Regions from separate parts of the Homo sapiens genome. Here region 2 is linked to region 1. Evidence: chromatin contacts called from ENCODE Hi-C or POLR2A ChIA-PET data. All regions are on one chromosome and are shown on one strand. Each heading gives the region's core, a stretch centred on a gene start or an enhancer-like site at or near the end of the contact. The rest is flanking DNA. Distances are from core to core; before and after follow the strand shown.

Region 1 (7,509 bases), core at 287-2,786:
AAATAACTTGAAATGTCTACTGACATAACTTAGGAGATCCAAGGGAAAATGCCAAGAAGTTTTAACCATGCTGTAGTGACACATATTTGGGAAAATGCATTCACTTCCTTGCAAGTGATATCAGTGATCTACTTGGTGAGATTGAGATGCATCTTCTGTCAGGAAATCTTGCCCACCCTTCATTATGCTTATGCTGGTCAAGCTTTTTTGGTGGCAAATGATAATAAGCAAAGCTCAAAACAAAGTAATCAATAAAGCGAACCCATTGTCTTACTTAACAAAAAATATCTCAGGTAAATATGTTAAGATTTAAGAGGGAACTCCAATAGTGTCATAAGAACATCATCTCTATTCTTGATTCTGCTTGTCTCTCTATGGCATTTATTTTCAGGTTATACAAGGTCTTAACATGGCGGCCAAAGTCTTAAGTCGTGAGTTATTCCAGATTCAGATTTCCCAGAATCTTCCAAGTAGCTCCAGTACAACTTCCCGAATTCACAGAAATTGGAACGTTTTGGCTTTATGCTCTCATCCATTAGTCAGTCAATATTGCCTGGGGAATAAAATTACTCTAACTAGCCAGGCCTACTACAGAGGTCAATATTAATTTTCGTGGACTATACTGTTACTAATCAAGCAGGTGTCAATTTCCTAAAATGATTTAAAATTCCAACAGCTCCTTGGGTAGAACTTTTCATAAATAAAGCATTTCCTGCTTTATTTATCACCATAGCATCTATCATTACCTAATATACTTATTTTGATTGGCTGATTGATTGTCTATTCTTTTTCAACTAGACCATAAACTGCATGAGAACAGGGATTTTTATCCCTGACCTAGAAAAATGCATGACATTTAGGAGGGACTCAATAATGAATAACCCTGGGGAGAAACATATATTATTATTCACGATTTATGGTAAGGACAGAAAGCTGAGGCATAAAAATGTTAAAGTTTCCAAAATTATATATTTATTTAGTAACCAGGAAGTCTGACGAAGGAGATCAGAGACTTCACCATTAACTTTTATACTAGTTGCCAGTAGATGTTGGTTTTTATACTATGTCTACCATTTGATAGCTTTCTGAATTTTATTAGTGACTAAGGGACTCTGGACTCAATGTTTCTACTCTAAAATGAGGTAATATTAGCTCTGCTAACTTCACAGGAATATGAAAATGCTATTCAAATTGTAAATGAGTTTATAAATGTGAGCCATTATTGTTTATGTTGCTAAAAATTCAGGTATCATGAGAGGTCTTAATAAAGACAATTATGTCATTTTGATAAAGGAACAATCCAGCTTCCCTGGTAATTAGTTCAAATACTGGTATATTTGATGTTTGCACACCAAAGTTTGAAGTGAATATTTAAGCCAAATCAGTATCATTAACTTTCACTTGATTAAGCTCAGACATCCCTAGGTAACTTTCTCAAACTTCTCCCATTCATAGATGACACAGCTGGGTAGAAATTAGTCTCTAAAAATACTTTCACACAACCGGCTTGTTTTCTAGTCACTGTCTGCTTATGTTATGCTCATTCCATCTGTCAATAGATGTGAGTCACACATTCGACCTTTCAGTTTCACTTGCGCACATAAATTTCTTCCAATTTCCTGTGAAACAAACACTTTTAACTCTTTAGGGTTTTGTAATTTGTACACAGGTCATTCAGGGATGATTCAAAGAACAAAGTAAGCCCTTGACTGTGTGACAAATTTGGCTTGAGCATTTTATAACTGGAACAAATTTTCTTTTATTGTTTGACTAATAAATGTAGGTCTATGTAGAGACACAGACATACATATATTTGTATTTGTATTTTAATTGTATATGCATAAACTAAATCTTCTGGTAGCTTTCTATAATGTAGGACAACTAAAAGTAAAATAGTTTAAAGGAGGCCCATGTATGGGCTAAAAAATTCTCATTAGCCTCCCTCCTTAAGTCAGTATAGTTTTATCTTCTTACAATTCATGTGAAGAAAACACTTGGATTTTCAAGTGAAAAAGCAAAGTTTATTCCTTTCTAATGTTTACCTGTGATCATGACTGTTATATCAAATTTGTCTAATCTTTTTATTTTGACTACACACAAGAAATAAAAATGATATGTTGGTAGAAACATCTCTATTTTGAGAAATCGTATTTGGACTGAGCTTAAATTAAAACTAGTTTCATGATTTAACAGAAGCTGCAAAGCTCTCCCCAAAGTCTTTTATGATAAAAAGTACACAATAACTGAATAACAAAATGATGGAATCAACAAAGGTAATAAAAATAAATGTATTCTTATCTCAAAAGCTATTCTTACCCAAGACAAAAGAGGAACAACAAAACCTTTTTCTTCCATTTCCTCCTTGGTTACCAATCTCAGAGCAGCTAAAGTGATAATGGGGGATGTTTGTTTCAGCACTGTGGAAGGGAGCCATACCTGCAAAGCTCCAGGAAAATGGAAAGGAGGTATTCTAGCTTTCTGCCAAAATGTTAAGGACTACTCCTCCAGGCCCATTTCTGTTTTACTTTTTGTCTCTCCTTTTTTTTGTTTGTTACTTGGCAAATCTATTGTCTTCAGTCACATTTTCTAAGTGTACTTCCTATTTTATGGATACAGGCCTAGGACTATAGAGACAGAGTTACTCCGGGGGAGATCCATGATTATTGGTAGTATAATTGAACCACTTCATCTGAGACCAACTGAGATTACGATATTTTCCCCTTCACACACCCTAAGTGCAGAACCCAGAGATCCTGATTCACTGACCAGTAACCATTAGGTTTTGCCACACTCTATTCCATACCTCTGTTTGATGTCGTAGAAGTAGGTACTCTGAATCATGCTAGCAAACAGTATAAGCCATAATTTATTCATAATATATAAATCCTGAATGCAAGTTTGATTTCCCCTGAAAATTTTTGTTATTTTTGTGATCAAGTCTGAAATGTAGGAAGAAGGATAAAATGGCCAGGAACCTAGCAGTAGCTTATGGCAACTGGGTGCAACAATTGCTTAAAGGCTTCTCTAAACATATAGGACTAGATGAGAGCTGAAGGAAATTTTATTATGGACCAATACATAACAGGTATGGAAACGTGAAGGCACAATACATTCCAGCTTTGTTTGCCTGGAAGTGAAAGGAGACAGAGCTCGATGAAGTTTAATAGAACTCTTTGAAATAAGGCAGATCTGAGGTTTAATTTAACCTCTGCAGCAGAATGATCTTGCACAAATGGCTCAACTATAAATGGGATGAATGGAGGACAAGTGGTAGTTATAAATATCTTGAATTATGAGAATTAAATGATATGGAACACGGTCTGTCTTATTCACCATTATATTCCCAACTTCTTGGTGCTGCCAAGAAATTCCCCCCAATTCCCTGAGTTTGGCACATAGTGGGAGCCAGAATTCTATAAGTTGTTCATTTTTGCTCTCTCTAAACTTCCTTTTGTTAAAAACTAATGTGTCTTCTTCTTCCAGTTTTATCAGTTCATTCTCTTGGGAATGTGTAGAAATGGAAACTATAACTTATTATTAGGGTATCCCTAATAAATAGGAAATCATAAATGAAGAGCAAATCTGAAACAAAAAATAATGGAGATGTTCAGGAGATCAGAGGAGACATTTAATATGTGACAACGCAACCAGTCACAGGGTCTGTTGTAACTCAATCTTATTAAGGAAACAGCAATAATGTATACCTATATAGGTTGGTCAATAATAAGTTCAAGAAAACTTGAATTTCATTTAAAAGACTAATGAAACATCCTAGGCAAAGAACAACTTTCAAGACCCAAGCTAAGGAGAAAACTTTCTAGATACAAAATGTGTGCAAGGACTTTGTAGCACAGGAAGAGCCAACATCATGCCAGCTATGAATTCAGGTTTATCAAGAAGGCATAACCATTAAGACCAGGTTCTTTCCTCAGGTCCAACAAAACAAAAAATCCAAGAAGACATAACCAGAAACGGAAGAAAACAAAATGTTGGTTGAAAAGAAAACTTCCTAGCAGGACAGTCTATCCAAACCATGATTCTTTCCAAGAAGGTGATTCAGCCAGCCTCCCCAGAAGCAAATGAACCCAGGTTTGCACAGAGGAATAGGAAGTACACCATGGTGAACAGTCTGCTCCTCTAAGTCGCTAGGTGTGCCCTGGCTGCACCAGTGAAGGCTTTCCATCTTGATTCTCTGTGATTTTAGGACAAATTGCTTTTGGGGTTCCTGACCCCTGCTGGAATTTGCAAAGTTGTTAGAGGGTGACTAAATTAGTGGAAAAGAGAGAAGTGAGGAGGCTCCCAAATCAGATTACTGTGTAAATATTAGAGATGCTTCAGAGGGCCCAGTGTATTTGGATGCTGGCTTCTGATTCAAAAAGCAAATTTGCTTGGCAGGTATCTGTGTCTATGGCTCTTGGCCTACTGTCCAGTTGTCAGTGTTTTAAACAAATAACTTTCTAAACTTTATTTCATGACATCTAAGTCACATTGCAAGGTTATTCTCAATAGGTGGTGAGTCAAAGGGAGGTGGCAAACAACCTTACCATTTTTTACAGCCGCTTTACTTTGGCTACAGCTTCTGAATGACAGGAAAAATATTTAAGATAGTCACTCATATTTCTTTCTCCATCAATTGATATTCTAGGAAATCTATTTACACCCTGTCTGAAACAAGCTGGCATGTAACAGAATAATGAAAAATGATGCTATTCTAGTAAGGAAAACCACTTCTACAAACTACAAGCAAGAACAGGTCAGAGAAATAGAGACCTTAGTATCAATGATATTGGATTCTTTTCCAGAAAATTTTTCCTAAAATTAAGATTAAATAAACCCAAACTAAATCAGATTGGCCTACTGCCAAAGGTAAATGGAAGGCTGGACACACAATCTGAAATTTATCTTTCACATTTTATATTTGCACTATTCGTTTTTGCCAGTGCATTTCAACAAGATTGCTCCAAAGGTAATTTGGATATATCAAACCCCATTTAGCCTTTATTATCTATATAATTAATGGAACAGCAGTCACAACTATAATGAATCTCAATGAAACAAGTAGAAAAGCAGTAGTATACTTAAAATGGCTGGCCCTGTTACAAGTTGGGGACTATAATCCTAAAATAAGAACATCTAGTGTCTGTAAATGCCTTTTCATTGTCAAAATGTGTTAACATGGAGTCCTCTCCAATTTTTAAATACGGAGGAAATGAACTGCCAAGGAAGTTCACTGAAATGGTCAAGGACAGGAGAATGACGTGAACCCAGGAGGCGGAGCTTGCAGTGAGCCGACATCACGCCACTGCACTCCAGCCTGGGCGACAGAGCAAGACTCCATCTCAAAAAAAAAAAAAAAAAAAAGAAAAAGAAAAAAAAAAGCAATGGCCAAGGAGACACTTACTCAAATGACCAGTACACTCCATCGTGTGGTAGTGGCAGCCCACATAGTGATGACTGTTTTTATTTTAACATCATTTTGCAGCCAACCTTTCTGTCATTCGTTTTGTTTTAACACCACATTACCACCCCAGATAACAGGGGTTTCAGACCCCGAGTAGGTAAAATATCAAAGAAATGTAGTACGGTTGCCTTGGGGTCAATTCTTAGTGCACACCACTATTTATCTGTCAATTTATTTGACTGCTCGTAACTCCTGAATCCTTGCTTCCCTCAATAACTTTGTGTAAACAGATCTATGTGTAAATCAAATTTTAGCCACTTAAGAGGAGTTCACTTAACTCCTCTGTATCTTTAAAATGGATATCATAATAATGTTCATTGTTGTTTTGAGAATTAAATGAGGGATAATGCATTTAGACACATCCCACTGACAATCAGTAAAAGTTTTCCTTTTCCACTCATTCCCTATTTTATCTAACCCAGATGCACATCTTTCAAATAAACAGAAATGAGATCTTCCCAAAATATGCTGCCTTCCTCCAATCGCCAATTGCTTGCTGTATCTTGAGGGTCCATCCCTATTAACTTAGGAGATTAGTATCCAAACCCAATTATTGCCCAAATCCTTTGTCACAAAGACATTGCTCTAGAAGACAGTGTTTTATTATTTTACTATAAAATTACATCTCAAAGAAAAATGCAAAAGAAAAATAAATGTACCAAATGATAGGTATAATGCACACAATTGTGTAATTAATTCCTTTGTCAACATATACAACATTGCCGTCAACATAGGTGTTCTTTTGAAGGTATAACTCTTTTAGAGACAGTTATGCACATATATAGAGATGAATTCTTATATGGTGGGAAAGACTTAGGTTGTAAAATGACACAGGCCTGGGATTAGTCTTGTTTCTCTCACTTATAAACAGTGTGACTTTGGCCAAGTCACTTTTATCATTAGCATCCACATCTGATAAATGAGAGTGATAAAACTTTTCAGTATAGCTGTGAGGTTGACATATGTATACACATACACACACATATATACACACACACACATATATACACACACGTGTGTGCACAGGTATGTGGGGGAGGCATATATACTTACTCAATGAATAGTAACTATTACCGTTAGTAATCATGCATACTTCAAAGGCATTGTGGCTTCAATGCATGACAAATTTATTAATTCTAGTAATTTAAATAATAAACATTTGCATTGGCAAAAATTTGTCTTTACAATGATTCCAAGCTGGAAGAGTGCTGATTTCTTAAGCAAATGGATATTTTAAATCAGAATATAGAAGACTTATTTAACAAACCTTTAGATATTGTGTGTATGCACTGCAAATTGAAAATATTTATTAAAATATACCCAGCAGAGTTTCCAATTACATTGTACATTATTTACTAAAATATTAAGTGATTTTTAATTAAAATGTTTAAAATTCAGATTTTCAATTAATTGACCAAAATAATCATCTCCAATAATCTGATTTAAAAGTAATTTGGTGAATTATTATAACATTTTTGTCAGTCTTTTGTAACAATACAATTTTTAATATATCATAACTAAATCAACTGGATTATTAGACTATCACTTTATGGATTATATCTCATATCAGAATATTCTAGCACTCCATTCTTGGGAAAACTTATACATAAATTAATACAATGAGAAACGTAGTCCCAACTTTCCTAGAATTCTCAGGAATGACATCATCTTTTCTTAATTGGCCCTAGCTTCTGTGCCAATAAGAATAAAAGGAAATTTAGGTCGTTTTATGACAGCAAGATTAGAAAAGAGCGAATGGGAATTGTACTTAGTTAATTAGCATTTAATCCTTTATATTTTGGGGGGCTTTTCGTTTGTTTGTTTTGTTTTTTTGAGACAGAGACTCACTTTTGTTGCCCAGGCTGGAATGCAATGGAGTGATCTCAGCTCACTGCAACCTCCGCCTCCCGGGTTCAAGCAGTTCTCTTGCCTCAGCCTCCCAGATAGCTGGGATTATAGGTGCCTGTCACCACACCCGGCTAATTTTTGTATTTTTAGTAGAGATGGAGTTTCGCCATGTTGGCGAGGCTGGTCTGAAACTCCTGACC
Region 2 (6,516 bases), core at 1,866-4,365, 35 kb after region 1:
TATAAGCTAAGAAATTGCATTGGGTTTTTAGAATGCCAAAAAGCACATTAAAGGATGTAATAGAGGGAAAATTATTTGATGAAATGTGGAAATTGAAGATGATGGGGAAGTAAGTATCCATATGCCTATTGTTTTTGCTGATGATTATTTTTAAAAAGGTATTCACAGATCAAACTGGAATCAAAGGAAAACAATATGGAAAATAATAAATTCAGAATACTTTCTTGGTGAAGTATAAGTTCAGCTCAGCAAAGATAGTTCAATAATAGCAAAGAGAATTCTTTCTACCTGTCTATATTTTTTCAAGCTATGATTGAACATGTTTTCTTGGTTTTTCACATCCTCAAAGAAAAGTTGTGGAAATACTTTTAAAATTATTTAAAATGACCAGCAATGCCTATTTTACTTTCATGTGCTTTGAAGTTATTCAAGTGATCAGATTTTTTTTGTAGTAGTTGTTGAAAAAATATCAAGCAAACTTAAATTCACTTAATAAGGACCAAGCATCCTCAAAACCTTGGAATAGCCTAGAATTCCCATTGTCTCTGCCTACACCCTCCAATTCTAATCTTGTCATGTATTCATCCTCATGCCAACCTTCAGGTAAAAATGTTCTCCAATTCACAAAAATGAATATATCTCTGAGATTCTTGATTATAATGAAACATTATTCAAATTGAATGTGTTTCTTAAATATATTTACTTCCAAAATGTAAGGCTTTCCAAAAACTGTACAATGCAAACTAGACACATTGTACCAGCCGTACATTCACAAAAAAGAATAAGTATGCATCATAATGAAAGGAAATTAAAATATCAAGCAGAACAACCACAAAAAATTCCCACAGAATATGCTACAAGGCTCAGAACTTCTCTTCAAGTACTCATAGAATCATTCATTCATTCATTCATTCATTCATTCAACTAAGATATAGTGAGCTTCCTGAAACTGGGCACGCAACTGTGAGCAAAAACACTAAAAAGTAGCGGTTTTTATAGATTTTGCAGTCTGGTGGGAGAATAGGTGACAAGACACAAGTGAATGTGAATAAATGCTTCAAAATGAGATAAGTGTTATGCAGGAAACAGGGTGCTAAAATGAAGTCTTTTTATTGTAGGGGTTTATGAATTTCTTCCTAAGGAAGTAGCATTTGAAGTAAAAGATGAAGGGCGAAGGAGTTAACAGAAAAGGGAGAGTGTGTTCAAAGATTCTGAAGTTGGAAAGAAAATGGTCTGTCCTAGAACTTGAAAGGCCAGGGTGGCTAGAGCACAGAGAATGAAGAGAAGAAATAGGACTCTAAGATGAGATTGGAGAGATGGACAGGACCCAGGCCAAAAACCCGAAAGCCGTTGTAAGGCTTTTACTTTACTTTTTCTTATAGGAAAGATGGTTTAAATCAAGGAGTGGAAAAAATAGATTTCTGTTTTAAAAATTGTACTCTTCGGCCAGGCACGGTGGCTCACGCCTGTAATCCCAGCACTTTGGGAGGCCGAGGTGGGTGGATCACAAGGTCAGGAGATCGAGACCATCCTGGCTAACATGGCGAAACCCCGTCTCTACTAAAAATACAAAAAATTAGCCGGGTGTGTTGGCGGGCGCCTGTAGTCCCAGCTACTCGGGAGGCTGAGGCAGGAGAATGGCGTGAACCGGGGAAGCGGAGCTTGCAGTGAGCCGAGATCGCGGCACTGCACTCCAGCCTGGGCAACAGAGTAAGACTCTTGTCTCAAAAAAAAAAAAAATGTTACTCTTATGGGAGGGTGGAGAGTAGCAAAGAACCAGGTCAGAGGCCAATACCATCATTCTGTCAGGAGATAGTGGTGACAAAGAACCAAAAAACTATCGGGACCAAAGATACAGAGACAGTTTCCCCTATTTCATAAACTCAACTATAAGGAATTTAGTATTTTGAGTTGACTCACAATAAAATATGCTTTCTAAATTTTAGTTCATTGAGAACAAAGGACTGTTCGGGAATCTTTGACAGTCAGCTCAAGGAAAATGTAAAAAGTTGGGGAAAGAGTGGCTGTAAAGTCTCAGAAAACCACATGTGGCATTTGGTTGAAGGAAGTATAAGCAGTGCACGTAGGAACTGGAAGCTTTTCAGATACCTATACTGTGTATCTTTCTGAGTCTAAATTTTTTTCTCGCATATGATATTTTCTTTGTACACATCCCATTCTTCTTTCTGCAGACTGAATTCCTCTGCTTATTCATAAAATTAGTATCCCCAAACTTCAAATTCTTTATGGCTTTGGTTTGCCAAAGTGAAGCTCCTACTTTGACACGGGGTGCCTTTTCAACCCTAGAGCCTTCTTCCTTCTGGATTCAGGCTTTTTGTCTCCTGATCCATGTTCTCTCAGGCCTCTGGATGGGTAATTTCAGTCTATGGTTGCTTTCCACTTACTTCAAGTATCCATCCCAGAAACAATTCATTATCACAATGGGAGAGTTTGGTAAGCGTGATTGCTCATTTTAGAAGCTGTCGTCAAATTGGATTAATTTAGAAATGAAAGCTAAGCCTAGAAGAAACTGAGTTCATATCACAAACTTAAAAAAAAAAAAAAACCAACTTTTACACTTAGAAAAACTAAAACAAACAAAAATTGAGTTTCCACACTAACCAACACCACCAGAACAGAATATAAAAAAGGCAGGTCAGGCTTAATAACTTACCTCTTAGCTTCTCTGATTAAGCAAGGCTTGAGCATGGGAAATCTTTGGTCCATTTTGTTCTGTTACATTTTCTAATAACCCACAACCACCTAAGTTATGAAATGCTATAAAACAGAATGTTTATTCCCACTTTCAGCATTCATATATCATCTGCTCAAAGCTAGACTTTAAAGTTTGGAATGTGGAGAAGACACGTGCTTTATTGGTCTGCGGCATTCATGTTTTCTGTTGACACCATCACTCTTGAAAGACGGAGGAGAGAAAATGAGACATCACCTCTGGTTGAGTGGAATTCAATTGCAGAGGACCATGGCTGCGGAAAGCTTACAAAGTGCACTCAAATTTTCAAATCTCTGGACTTTCATGTGCAGGTAGACACTCTGGAGCCATCTAGTGGCATAACATCATTGAAATGAGAAGAGCCAGGGTTGAGAATTGACGAAAAGTCCAAATGTAACTCCAGTGTAATCTAGCATAGTCTCACCCACATGGGTCATGATTTCAGGAAGGTAACTGATATGGCAAATGCCCTGGTTCTGGGAAGGAAACTGACAACCTATGATCCTGCCTCATTCCCTGTGACTGCAGTTTCTTCTAGCACTGTTCCTACATGTGCATCACCTGGTGACCTAGTTGGAGTGGAATTTATGAGCAACAGTTATTTTAATGAATCTGTTAGAAACAAAATACAAGACTGCGTTTAACCACTGCAAATTGTAACATGTCAGTGACTTTACCATTGTCTCTTAATTAGCTCCACCTATTTTCAAATAAGCAGCTTGGGGCCGAGATAGAGTTTCAAAGCGTTATTCAATGGTTTTAAGTTGTTAAGCTAGTGCTTTATTTTGACTGATATTTATGGGGCTGGAGGAATAGAAGAACTGGAGGCATTTTTTCCTTTCTCTAAAACTGAAAACCAATTCTCTCTATGATGATTTAGACTGGAGCTAAGATATAATACTTGGAAGAGGTTTTCCTTAGAAAGTGCACTACTGCACTGACAGTGACTTTCTATTCATACCACCTCATTTCTTTTACTTGGTAAACTAAATTAAGCTCTAGGACACTTGTTCTCAAACTTGAACATGCATCAGAATCAACTAAAAACCTGTTAAAATGCAGATTGCTGGGCTTTATTGGAGTTTCTGCTTTAGATAGGTCTGGAGTAATGTTCAAGAATTTGCATTTATAAAAACTTCCAAGGAGATACTGATACTGTTGTTGGCTGAGGGACTGCACTTTGTAAGCTATTGCTGTGGAAAATTAAGGCATGGATGTTCACCTTTTATTGTTTTACTGACTCAAAGACAAAGCCGAAACACTCTTTCTGGCCTTCTCAATGAGCAATAGGGTTTTATGGCAGGTAATCTTTTATTTTTTAGAATAGATCTGGTTCTTCAAATGAGATCCTTCATAGAAACTCAATGTATAAGACAGGTAAAAATAGAGCTCCTTTGATTAATGTGAAGGTGAGAGAACAGCACCTCTTCTGTCTTTCCTCATAAATTTCCATAGCAGATACCGGCACCACCTCAGCAGAAACTGGGAGCCAGCATAGAGCATGTTGAAAACCAAAGCGGGTATTACTATCATTGCTGACTCTTTAGCTCCCTCTTACATGGTCACCAGATGCTCAGAAGTTTCTGTTCATCATCCAGATTGTTCCATTCCAGCCTCAAATTACTATTTTCTACAAAATTATTGGTTTGCCCCTCACTGATATATTCCACTGGGTTCGGTGCAGTGTAGTTATAATATGAATAAAAGAGTGTGCATTGTTCTTTTCCAGATAACTCTTGATTACAGAATTTGTTTTGTAATACCAGTCCATGAGATATTGGGAATGGTGTAAAACACCCATACTCCATGAGGAGCGTCTGTGCACAGCTACATTTTTCAGCACTTCTAGCAGCATGACATTCACGTCCCCATTGCCCTGGCTGTTGTCACTGTTCCCAGGACCACCGTCATGCTTCCCACCAACCCCTTCCACAATTACAAAACAGATAATGGCATTGATAACTAATGTATCACTTATCACAAACAATTACAAATATTTATTGAGTAACACTTTTGAACTATATCCTTTAATTCAGAATTCTCCCCTTCAATAGCTCAAAGATGGTTGATATATAGCAGAGAGAAGGCAGGTTAGGAATTTTCACCAACTTGCAGATGTTCTAAGTCATGGCTTTTATCAATTTACCTATGGGAATATGTAACCCTATGAATATTTTCCTAATTTAGATATTTCTTTGTTTCATCTCCAAATGAGTTCTTGAATCTAAACTACTACTCAAAAACAGAAAAGTGGAAAGTTCTATATCTCTTAGTACTGGACTTTCCTTGTAATATAAGTCTAGAATCAATCCGCTTCAGGCTGAAGAGATTTGTTTTTCTTTCTGGGAGATAAGAATCAAAGATAAATAGTTCTACGGTTTTCCCATAGGAGATAAGACCCACTTTGACAATCAGAACGAACAGACTAATTCGATTAAGGATAGGTACACCTTTGTTACTGATCTACCAACAAAGTATAGGAAAGTTTCAGAATAAAATAAAACCACTGAGAACTGTACGTCCACTTTTACCTTGTCGTTTTTTAATGTTCATTGACTGAAGGTGAATTTCATCAAGAATATTTTAGATGATCAATTTTCTTTCTCCAAGAATTTACAATTATAGTCCTTATGCCCATTGGCAAGAAACTGTTCCCTAATCTCAACTAAAAAAAAAGGAATCTAATTTAAAATCACTGCTATTTATAATATCTGCTCCACACCTTGTTGGATCTCCTTGTTGGCTTCAACAAAGAGGAGACTGTCTCAAAGAGGTGAAAGGAAAAATTAGCTAATGTACAGTGGAGATCCGGAAGTTAAAGGAAGAATTATGCAAGTGAGTCTAGGTCATAGTATGCAAAACAAACAATACAATATTGGTGACTCTATTTCATAGGTTGGTGTTGTTTGGCATATGTATTACAGTGCATATTCAGAACACGCAAATAATATCTATCATTAAAATTCCCAACATGTTTTTTACACTCTTTTCTATTTCTTAGAATAGACACACTCCAGATTCCTGAAGAGGGGTGTGACAACCAAATTTTTTTCAAGGTGGCAATAATGGAATGATACACGGAAAAAGTATGTTAGCATTTTTTATCTTCTCCAATCCCTTAGATGTTGGTGTAAACTATTATATTATCCAAATTAGTTCACTCTGAGGATATAGAGCAAACAGAAGGGCAAAGCAAAACCTACAAAGAAATTCTTCCAAATACATTCATCAAGGGCTTTTTATACAGACAGCTTAGGGACTCTGCCTATGGCAGGGAGTGAGAGATGTGACATTAAGAAACAAAGATTAATTGCCCAACTTCATATCACAATGTGAGAGTGGAATCTAAAACATCTCCCAAGGTTTACGGTTCTAGTCTAGTCACCCTTTCTTTCTTATAATCAGAAACTATGAATAATTCTCTCTGTATCTGCTACTTTTATACTTAGGAAAGGAAAAGATAAAAATACAAAAAAAAAAAGAGTAAAGTCTACATCCCCCTGGAAGCAACTGCTCAATTTCCTATGGAAAAAAAAAATTAAGGTACTTTAATAGCGCACTAAGGACATTTGGATAGTGGTCCAAATAAATCCTCCAAACCAATAGACTTGTGATTTGTCAAGGTTTGTTACAAAGACTATGCCCTTAAGCCAAACAAGCATCATCTTTGGGGAGATTTTATTTGTGTTATCAATTCATATCTGGACAGGTCTTCTGCTGGTTGGCATAGCAACTAACTGAAGTTCATTGAACTTTCAGATGTGTGTGCTAACAGTCTAAAG

The links. A loop is a pair of places that touch in the nucleus more often than their neighbours do. ChIA-PET counts read pairs that join two places held with the same protein, here RNA polymerase II (POLR2A). Pooled maps may share reads with other maps.
Region 2: a loop to region 1 is called in a map with no recorded cell type, with 2.4 times the contacts of the local background. The contact joins two enhancer-like sites. A Hi-C loop is called at or near these places in 2 of 168 maps with a recorded cell type or tissue (GM12878 and mammary epithelial cell), 6 of 37 single-sample maps with no recorded cell type and 6 of 50 pooled maps. POLR2A ChIA-PET finds 5 or more read pairs at or near these places in 4 of 52 experiments (AG04450, MCF 10A, activated B cell and 1 more).

The regions. Positions count from the first base shown.
Region 1 is chr11:29,292,460-29,299,968 of GRCh38, forward strand. No RefSeq gene overlaps it. Among named protein-coding and RNA genes, the nearest start is that of LINC02755, 300 kb to the right of the region's middle. Within about 2 kb of position 1,537, at least 2 of the 41 ENCODE cell types and tissues checked have a DNase peak (open chromatin) inside an H3K27ac peak, as active enhancers do.
Region 2 is chr11:29,326,081-29,332,596 of GRCh38, forward strand. No RefSeq gene overlaps it. Among named protein-coding and RNA genes, the nearest start is that of LINC02755, 270 kb to the right of the region's middle. Within about 2 kb of position 3,116, at least 2 of the 41 ENCODE cell types and tissues checked have a DNase peak (open chromatin) inside an H3K27ac peak, as active enhancers do.